Regions from separate parts of the Homo sapiens genome. Here region 1 is linked to region 2. Evidence: read pairs that join two places in POLR2A ChIA-PET (ENCODE). Cell type or tissue: HepG2. All regions are shown on one strand. Links, peaks and the distances in the headings refer to the core of each region. The heading gives the core; the rest is flanking DNA.

Region 1 (5,385 bases), core at 162-5,161, 210 kb after region 2:
CACCACACAGATAATTTTTTCTTTTTTGTAGAGACAGGGTCTCACTATGTTGCCCAGCTGGTCTCGAACTCCTGGGCTCAAGTAATCCTCCCACCTGACCTCCCAAAGTGCTGAGATTACAAGTGTGAGGCACTGCAGCCAGCCTGCATTAGTTTTATCATGGGAAACATACAATAAATTTTAATTCAAAAATTGAGGAAGTCAGCTGGGCGTGATGGCTCATGTCTGTAATCCCAGCACTTTGGGAGGCCAAGGCGGGCGGATCACCTGAGGTCAAGAGTTCAAGACCAGCCTGACCAACGTGGAGAAACCCCATCTCTACTAAAAATACAAAATTAACTGGGCGTGGTGGTGCATGCCTATAATCCCAGCTACTCGGGAGGCTGAGGCAGGAGAATCACGTGAACCCAGGAGGCAGAAGTTGCGGTGAGCTGAGATTGTACCATTGCACTCCAGCTGGGGCAACGAGTGGAAAGCTCCATCTCAAAAAAAAAAAAAAAAATTGAATAAGTCTAAGCTTTGCTGTGGTACTAAATAATTGTTTTATATACATTTCTTTTGTCTTCCCAGATGACTGCAATCTCCTTGGAAACAAGAACTCTACCTCCCTCTGTTTCTGTGTTCCTCCGGTGAGTGTCCACTGTGTACCAGGTGTCATTCTAGATGCTGGGATGCAGCAGTGAGCAGAAGAGGTAAAAATGTCCATCCGACATTCTAGAGGGGATGAGGAAATGTGAGCAAGTGAAGAAGTCAGTATTATGGAGAAGGCAATTGGTGCAATGGAGAAAGATCAGGAGGGGCCAGAGAGTGGGGAGTGCAGGCTAAGTGTTTAGGGTTTTACTCGAGCCTAGTGATGACGGAGGCCTCGCAGTGAAGGTGACTTTGGGGAAAGCCTTGAAGGAGCTGCAAGGCCAGAGGAGCCCCTGAGGCAGCTGTTGTATCCTCAGTTTCCCAGGAACAGGAGGAGGTCATTGCGGCTGGAGGGGTGGGTGTGGGGAGGGCACAGGGAGAGGAGCTGGGAGAGGATCACGTGGCACCCTGGGGCCTTTGAGGATTGGGACTTCTGCCAAGTGGGATGAGACAGGGAAGCCAGAGCACCTCAGGACAGCTGAAGCCCAGCCTCTGTGTCTCCGGGCCCTGCTCTTCCCACGCCAACCTGTCCCTCCACTTCCTGGAACATTGTCTTGCCACTTTGGTTTTGTCAACCCATCCTAAGTGTGATCCTTCAGGCTTCTAAACATGCATACCCACTAGGGCCAATGTCTGACTTCACTGATCTCTCCAGGACTGCCATCCCCATGGGGCCACATTGAGATAAGCCTCTCGGGCCTGCCTCTCAGGCTCCACCAGGGAAGAATGGTAACACCTCCTGGTGTCATCTTGGGGCTTTTGAGTGGTGGGTAAAGAGGGAGCCCTGGGCTGGGCGTGGTGGCTCACGCCTGTAATCCCAGCACTTTGGGAGGCTGAGATGGACGGATCACCTGAGGTCAGAAGTTCGAGATCAGCCTGGCCAATATGGCAAAATGCTGTCTCTACTAAAAATACAAAAATTAGCTGGGCATGGTGGTGAGCATCTGTAATCCCAGCTACCACGGAGGCTGAGGCTGGAGAATCACTTGAACGTGGGAGGCGGAGGTTGCAGTGAGCTGAGATCGCACCATTGCACTCCAGCCTGGGCGACAAGAGCGAAACTCCATCTCAAAAAAAAAAAAAAAAAAAAGAGGGGGCCCTGGAAAACCCCAGCAGAGCTCAGTCATTGCACCAGCTAGCATTCCCTGAGGATTCGATGTGCAGGCACTGTGCTGTTGCCCGCCGCAAGTTCACTCATGCAAGCCTCACAACACACTACTGAAGTATCAATAGCTCATTTTATAGATGGGGGGTAAAGCTCAGTGAGGCCAGGGAGCTTCCAGTTACACATTCTGAGTGCACAGAGGGGGAGTCAGCTGAGGTCTGTCTGACTCCAGAGGCACTAAAATTAAGGCCCCTCTGTCACCATGTCCCACCTCAACAAATCTCTAATCTTTTGTCCAACTTTTTCAACCTTTTTCACTAGGCAGGGCTAAGTGATATGCAGCAGAGAACAGGATCATTTTTGTTCCAAACTCTACATTGTCACCCTGTTAAAATACCTCTAAAAAAGTTAATGTTGGACATGTAAATTAAAAAAATGGTTATTAAAACAAAACAAAGCAGAAAATAAGCATAGGTGAGGATGTGGAGGAATTGGAGCCCTTGTGCACTGCTGGTAGGAATGTAAAATGGTGCAGCTGCTGAAGTTGGAAGTGGAAGTTCCTGAAAAAATTAAACATAGAGTTATGTTTATGTACTAGTCTGTTCTTATATTGCTATAAAGAACTACCTGAGTCTGGGTAATTTATAAAGAAAAGAGGTTTAATTGGCTCACAGTTCCACGGGCTGTACAGGAAGCATGGCTAGGGAGGCCTCAGGAGACTTACAATCATGGCAGAAAGTGGAGGAGAAGCTGGCACATCCTGCCTGGCTGGAGCAGGCAGAAGAGGGAGAAGGGGGAGGTGCCACACTCTTTTAAACAACCAGATCTCATGAGAACTCACTCACTATCATGAGAACAGCAAGAGGGAAATCCACCCCCATGACCCAATAACCTCCCACCAGGCCCCTCCTCCAACACTGGGGATTACAATTTGACATGAGATTTGGGTGGGGACACAAATCCAAACCACATCATTCCACCCTTGGCCCTTTCCAAATCTCATATCATTCTCACATTGCAAAACACAATCCTCTCTTCTCAACAGTCTCCCAAATCTTAACTTATTCAGCATTAACTCAAAAGTCCATAGTCCAAAGTCTCATCTGAGACAAAGTAAGTCCCTTCCTCCTATGAGCTTGTAAAATCAAAAGCAAGTTAGTTACTTCCAAGATACAATGGGGGTACAGGCATTGGGTAAATACACCCATTTCAAGAGGGAAAAATCAGCCAAAACAAAGGGGCTACAGGCTCCATGCAAGTCCAAACCCCAGCAGGGCAGTCATTACATCTTAAAGCTCCAAAATAATCTCCTTTGACTCTATATTTCACATCTAGGCCACACTGATGCAATGGGTGGGCTCCCAAGGCCTTGGGCATCTGCACCCCCGTGGCTCTGCAGGATACATCCCCCTTGGCTTCTTTCACAGGCTGGCATTGAGTGCCTGTGGCTTTTCCAGGTGCATGGTGCAAGCTGCTGGTGGATCTGCCATTCTGGGGTATGGAGGATGGTGGCCCCTTTTCTCAGCTCCACTAGGCAGTGCCCCAGTGGGGACTCTGTGTGGGGGCTTCAACCCCACATTTCCCCTCCACACTGCCCTAGTTGAGGTTTCCTTTGAGGGCTCTGTCCCTGCAGCAAACTTCTGTTTGGACATCCAGGCGTTTCCATACATCCTCTGAAATCTAGGTGGAGGCTGCCAAGCCTCAACTATTGCCCTCTGTGCACCTGCAGGCTTAACATCACATGGAAGCCACTGAGGCTTATGTCTTGCACCCTCTGGATCAGCTGCCTGAGATTAATCTGGGGCACTTTTAGCCATGGCTGAGCTGGAGTGGCTGGGATGCAGGGAGCAGTGTACTGAGGTTGCGCAGGGCAGCAGGGCCCTGCCCATGAAACTGTTCTTCTCTCCTAGGCCTCTGGGCCTGTGATGAGAGGGCCTGCCTTCAAGGCATTTTTCCCATTGTCTTGGCTGTTAATATTTAACTCCTTTTTACTTATGCAAATTTCTGCAGCCAGCTTGAATTCCTCCCCCAGAAAATGGGCTTTCTTTTCTACCATATGGTCAGGTTGCAAATTTTCTAAACTTTTATGCTCTGCTTTTTTTTTTTTAGATGGAGTCTCACTCTAATTGCCTAGGCTAGAGTGCAATGGTGCGATCTCGGCTCATTGCAACCTCCGCCTTCTGGGTTCAAGTGATTCTCCTGCCTCAGCCTCCCAAGTAGATGGAATTACAGGCGCCCACCACCACACCTGAGTAATTTTTGTATTTTTAGTAGAGATGGGGTTTCACCATGTTGGCCAGGCCAGTCTTGAACTCCTGACCTCCAGTGATCCTCCCGCCTCGGCCTCCCAAAGTGCTGGAATTATAGGCATGAGCCACTGCGCCCAGCCGCTCTGCTTCCTTTCTAAATATAAGTTCCAGTTTCAGATCATCTCTGCTTTTTTTGTTGTTGTTGTTTTGTATTGTTTTTTCAAGATGGAATCTTGCTCTGTCGCCCGGGCTGGAGTGCAGTGGCGTGATCTTGGGCTCACGGTAACTGCCACTTCCCAGGTTCAAGCAATTCTCCTGCCTCGGCCTCCAGAGTAGCTGGGATTACAGGTGTGGATCACCATGCCTGGCTAATTTTTTTTTGTATTTTTAGTAGAGATGGGGTTTCCCAATGTTGGCCAGGCCAGTCTTGAACTCCTGACTTCAGGTAATCCACCCACCTCGACCTCCCAAAGTGCTGAGATTACAGGGATGAGCTACCACACCCAGCCCTCAGATCATCAATTTGCTCACACCTCATGCATATAACCATACACTGTTAGAAGCAGCCAGGCCACATCTTGAACACTTTGCGGCTTAAAGATTTCTTCCACCAGATACCCTAAATCATCATTCTCAAGTTTAAAGTTCCACAGATCCCTAGAGCAGGGGCACAATGCCACCAGTCTTTTTGCTAAAGCATAGCAAGAATGACGTTTACTCCAATTCCCAGTAAGTTCCTCATCTCCACCTGGGACCACCTCGGCCTGGGCTTCATTGTCCATATCGCTATCAACATTTTGGTCATGATAATTTAACAATTCTCTAGGAAGCTCGAAATTTTCCCCCATCTTCCTGTCTTTTTCTTTACAGGAACATGTACACTTGCCCTTGTTCATAGCAGCACTCTTCATAATAACCAAATGGTAGAAACAACCCAAACATCCACAGATGATTGGATAAACAAAATGCCGTCTATGCACACGATGGATTATTATTCAGCCTTAAAAAAGGGACATTATGACCCATCTTACAACATAAATGAACCTTGAGAATGTTATGCTAAGTGAAATAAGACAGTCACTAAAAGAACAAACAATATATGATTCTATTCATATGTGGTACTTAGAGTAGTCAAAATCATAGAGATAGAAAGTAGAATGGTGTTGTCAGGGGCTATAGGGAGGGGGAATGAGGAGGTTTTGTTTGTTTTTTGTTTGAGACAGGGTGATCTCTGTGGCCCAGGCTGGAGTACAGTGGTATGATCACGACTCACTGCAACCTCGATCCTCCCAGGCTCAGGGGAGCCTACCACCTCAACCTCCCTGGTAGCTGGGACTACAGGCACATGCCACCACACCAGGCTAATTTTTTATATTTCTAGTAGAGACAGGTTTTTGCCAT
Region 2 (5,385 bases), core at 279-5,278:
TGTGTTTAAGCCATTTACATTTGACATAATTATCAGTATAGTTGGGTTTGAATCTACCATCTTGCTATTACATGTCTCATCTCTTGTTTTTTCTTTTTTTCTTCTTTTCCTGCCTTTTGGATTAATTAAGAATTTTTTGTTGTTGTTGTTTGTTTTATGTTTTTTAAGGCATAGGGTCTTATTCTGTCACCCAGACTGGAGTACAGTGGCATGATCGTAGCTCACTGTAACCTCAAACTCCTGGGCTTAAGCAATCCTTTTGCCTCAGCCTCCCTAGTAGCTAGGACTACAAGCAAATACCCCCACAGCCAACTAATTAAAAAAAAATTTTTTTTAGAGACGTGGTCTTGCAGTGATGCCCAGGCTTAATTAAGAATTTTTTAATAATTTCATTTTATCTCCACTGTTGATTTATTAACTATACCTCTCTGTGTTTTTTTGTGGTTGCTCTAGGGTTTACAGTATTCATCTTTACCTTTTCTCATTCTACCTCAACTAATAATATACCATTACTTGTATAGAGTAAGACCCTTACAACAGAGTATTTCCACTTCCCTCCTCCCATCCTTTAGTGTCAAACATTTCACTTCTACCTTAATGCATTGGGATTTTTTTTTTCTGTAAGCAATCATTTATCTTTTCAAGAGATTTAAAATGAGAAAAATCATTTTATATTTACCTATGTGTTTGCCATTTCTGGTAATCTTTTTATTTAGATCCCAATTTCTGTCTAAAAAACGTCCTTTAACATTTCTTGTAGTACAGTTCTGCTGGCAGTGAATTATTGTTGCTTTTCTTGTTCTAAAAAAAAGTCCTAACTTTGCCTTAATTTTTGAGAGATATTTTCAGTAGGTATAGAATTCTAGTTTCATACCTTTTTTTCAGTACTTTAAAGATGTCATTCCATTGTCTTCAGGCCTGCCTAATTTCTGATGTCAATCTGCTATAATTCTTATCTTTACTGTTCTTTATATAATGTGCCTTTTTTCCTTTAGCTGCTTTTTAAGATTTTCTCTTTATCACTGGATCTCACCAATTGGATTATTATGTGCCTTGTCACAGTTTTCTTTATGTTTCTTCTGCTTGGTTTTTTTTTTTTTTTTTTTTTTTTTTTTTTAAGACAAATTTTTGCTCTTGTCGCCCAGGCTGGAGTGCAGTGGCATGATCCCGGCTCACTGCAACCTTCGCTTCCTGGGTTCAAGCGATTCTCTTGCCTCAGTCTCCTGAGTATCTGGGATTACAGACATGCGCCACCACACCCGGCTAATTTGTATTGTTAGTAGAGATGGGGTTTCACCATGTGGGCCAGGCTGGTCTCGAACTCCTGACCTCAGGTGATCCACCCGCCTCGGCCTCCCAGAGTGCTGGGATTACGGGTGGGGAGCCACTGCACCCAGCCTTCTGCTTGGGTTTTATTTACCTTAGATTTATGGGTGTGCAGTTTTCATCAAACTTGGACATTTTCATCCATTATTTGTTTAAATTTTTTTGGCCTCCCCTTGCCTTTTTCTGGGATACTAATTACATGCTAGACCACTTGATATGGTACCATAGCTCCCTGAGGCTTTTCCTTTTTATTTTTCTGGCCTTTCTGCTTACTATGTTTTGTTTTGATAATTTCTATTGTTATGTCTTCAGATTCAGTGATCTTTACTTGAGTATCTTCTAATGTGTCATTAAACCCATTCAATGTGTTTTTCATTTCAGATACTACATTTTTCATTTCTGGAACTTGCATTTTAGTCTTATTTCTTCTCTTTCTCTTCTCATTATGTTCTTGTTTTCTTTTATATTCTTGGCTATATTGACAGTATTTGTAATAGATGTTTTAAAACCCTTGTCTGCCAATTCCATTGTCTTTGTTATTTCTGGGTCTGTTTTATTGATTGGTTATGTATCATATTTTCCTGCCTCTTTGCATGACTGGTAATTTTTTTTTATTAGATGCAATCATTGTAATTTTTATGTTGTAGAGTGCTAGATTTTTTGTTCTAGTGTATAATTAAGTAACTTGAAGAACAGTTTAATCCTTTAGAAGCTTGTTTTTAAGTTTTGTTGTGTGTGGTTTGTTATTAATAGTCCCTTTTTTTCTGGGACTATTTTAGCCTCACTACTAAGGCGTATCCCTACTAAAGACTCTACCCAATGCCTCTGGTATTACGAAGTCTCTGCACTTTGGCTGTTTGCCTTCCGTGAGCTTTGGAAATTGTTTGCTCTACTGCTTTCCTGTTATTTTTTTCCCTGGCCTCAGATATTTTCTCATACATGCACATATTGATACTCAGCAAAACACATGAGAGGGCCCCTTTGCAGGTCTCTGGATCTCTCTGTCTATGCAATTTTGTCCTTTGTGGTACTAAGCTTGCAAATTTTAGCCACCTCAGCTTCCAGAAACTCCAGTCCCTGTCTCCTCTGCTCATCAAGACCACTGAGCTCTGTTTCACTTCCCACCCTTGCACTGCACTGCAGTTTGGAAACTGCCTCCAGGCAGTAAGCTGGGCCATTTGTTTCTCTTCTCTAAGGGATTAGTGTCCATGCTGTCTGTTGTCCAATGCTTGAACCTGTTCTTTCATATATTTTTTCCAGTTCTCTGTTGGATACGGTGGAAGCTCAGTTCCCATGGTTGGTAATCCTTCATGGGCAGAAACAGAAGTGTTCCAAATACTAATTTTTAGACATTTAGAAATAGAGTCAGTATTCAGATGCTTTTTAGGTATTACCTGAACAGTTCTTTCTCAGATGCCTGAAAGCATGTTGTTGCTCACTCATTCTTGGATTTTTTTAAAAAAAAATTGTAGTCTCTGTTCATGAATATTGTCACTAATCTGATCTTTACTTAAATCTTTTCCCCTAAATACCTGCCCTAGTAATAATCCCTTTTGTTGATCTATTTTTTTTCTTTTTTGAAGTAATATTGTTTTTAATTGACAAATTATAATTAATACATGTATGGGGTACAGTGATATTTTGAGATATGTTTACCATGTGAAATGATTACATCAAGCTAATTAACATGTCTGTCACCTCACCTATCATTTTTATGGTGAGACATTTGAAATTTACTCTCTTATTTTATTTTTTTTGGGGACGGAGTTTCCCTCTTGTTGCCCAGGCTGGAGTGCAATTGCACAATCTATGCTCACCACAACCTCCACCTCCCAGGTTCAAGCGATTCTCCTGCCTCAGCCTCCCAAGTAGCTGGGATTACAGGCATGCGCCACCAATCCTGGCTACTTTTTTGTATTTTTAGTAGAGATGGGGTTTCTCCATGTTGGTCAGGCTGGTCTCGAACTCCCGACCTCAGGTGATCCACCCGCCTCAGCCTCCCCAAGTGCTGGGATTACAGGCATGAGCTACTGCACCTGGCCTACTCTCTTACTTTAAATTATACAATACAGTCATGTGCTGTATAACTGTTTCAGTCAACAATGGATCACATATACAACGGTGGTCTAATAAGATTGTAATGGAGCTGAAAAATTCCTGTCACCTAGTGATGTTGTAGACTTCATAACTTCTTAGCACAACACATTACTTGTGTGTTTGTGGTGATGCTTCTATAAACAGACCTTTACTGCCAGTGGTAGAAAAGTATACCATATATAATTATGTGTGATACAGAATACTTTTTTAAAATTACTGTCCTGTTTCTTTTATTCTCCACCTTTATTTCCCTGTAAGGTGTAAGAATTTTTTTGGTATGCTTAATTTTTTTAACTGATGCCTGATACATGTACCTATTTCTGGGATACATGTGATAATTTAATACATTTATATAATTTGGAGTACATAATACTTGATAATAACTGTTACTGTTACTGGTTTATGTATTTACTATACTTGTAATCATTACTTTAAAGTGTACTTCTTCTACTTATTAAAAAAAAGTTAACAGCCTCAGGCAGGTTCCGTAGGAGATATTCCAGAAGAAGGCATTGTTACCACAGAAGATGACAGCTCCATGCATGTTATTGCCCCTAACCCCATATAGGCCTGGGCTAAATGTGTATGTTTGTGTTTTAGTTTTTAACAAAAAAGTTTAAAGAGTAAAAAAACAAAAAATAAAAATTTTAAAAATAGAAAAAAACATTATGGAATAAGGATATAAAGAAAACATTTTTGTATAGCTGTACAGTATGTGTTTTAAACTAAGTTGTATTACAGGAGTCAAAAAGTTAAAATTATTTTTAAGTTTATATAGAAAAGATGCAGTAAGCTAAGGTTAATTTATTACTGAAGAAAGCATATTTTTTATAAATTTTGTGTAGCCTAAGTGTACAGCATTTATGTAGTGTGCAGTAATATTGTAAGCCTTCACATTCACTCACCACTCACTCACTGGCTCACCCAGAGCAACTTTCAGTCTTGAAGGCTTCATTCATGGTAAGTGCCCTATAGAGGTGTACAGTTTGTTTATACTGTATTTTTACTGTACCTTTTCTATGTGTAGATACATAAATACTTGCCATTGTGTTACAGTTGCCTACAGCATTCAGCAGTATATAACATGCAATACATGTTTGTAACCTGGGAGTAGTAGGCTATCTCATATAGCCTAGGTGTGTACTGGGCTGTAACATCTAGGTTTGTGTAAGTACACTCTTCACACAATGAAATTACCCAATGATGCATTTCTCAGAAAGTATCTCTGTCATTCAGCTACGCATGACTATACATTATTATTGACTGTAGTCACTCTGCTGTGCGGTAGATCTCAAAACTTGTTCCTTCTGTCTTCTGAAACTTTGTACCCTTTGACCAACAACTCCGCATTCCCTCCCTCCTCAGCTTCACCCAGCCTTAGATTCTTCATATAAGTGAGATCATGCAGTATTTGTCTTTCTGTGCCTGGCTTATTTTACTTATGGGCCCTCTAGGTTCACCCATGGTGTCGCAAATGACAGAATTTCCCTCTGAATTTAAGGCTGAATAGTTTCCCATTCTATATCAGTACACGTTTTCTTACATTCATCCATCGATGGACACTTAGGTTGAGTCCATATCTTGGCTTTTGTGAGTTATGCTGCAGTGAACCCCATCAACATATTGATTTTGATTTTTTTTGGATATTATCCAGCAGTAGGATTGCTGGGTCATATGGTAGTTCTGTTTTAAGTTTTTTGAGTAACCTCCATTTCATTTCCATGATGGCTATAGTAATTTACATTCCCACCACCAATGTACAAGAGTTCCCTTTTCTTTGCATCCTTGCCAACACTTACCTTTCATCTTTTTAAATTAATTTTGAGTGAAGGGACAGGGTAAAAAAGCAGAGAGACTTCTTAGAGATTTTGGTGGAAGATATAAGCATAGAAAATAATATGAAATTACATCTTGGTAGCAACCACTGCACTTTGCTTTTTTTCACTTACATCTTGGAGAGCA

The links. ChIA-PET counts read pairs that join two places held together with the same protein. Peaks named below come from ENCODE experiments on the same cell type or tissue, not always from the same donor. Only the 100,000 strongest peaks of a DNase experiment are listed, where the experiment ranks them.
Region 1: POLR2A ChIA-PET joins it to region 2 with 5 read pairs; 3 of 35 experiments call an interaction of 5 or more read pairs at or near these places.

What each region holds. Positions count from the first base shown.
Region 1 is chr2:10,102,322-10,107,706 of GRCh38, forward strand. No RefSeq gene overlaps it. Among named protein-coding and RNA genes, the nearest start is that of RRM2, 18 kb to the right of the region's middle. In HepG2, for the core only: no CTCF peak of the experiment used is centred there; no DNase peak of the experiment used is centred there.
Region 2 is chr2:9,887,704-9,893,088 of GRCh38, forward strand. The region is part of intron 8 of TAF1B (TATA-box binding protein associated factor, RNA polymerase I subunit B); the gene reads left to right. Among named protein-coding and RNA genes, the nearest start is that of TAF1B, 47 kb to the left of the region's middle. In HepG2, for the core only: no CTCF peak of the experiment used is centred there; a DNase peak (open chromatin) is centred at 2,208; H3K4me3 peaks cover 977 bases.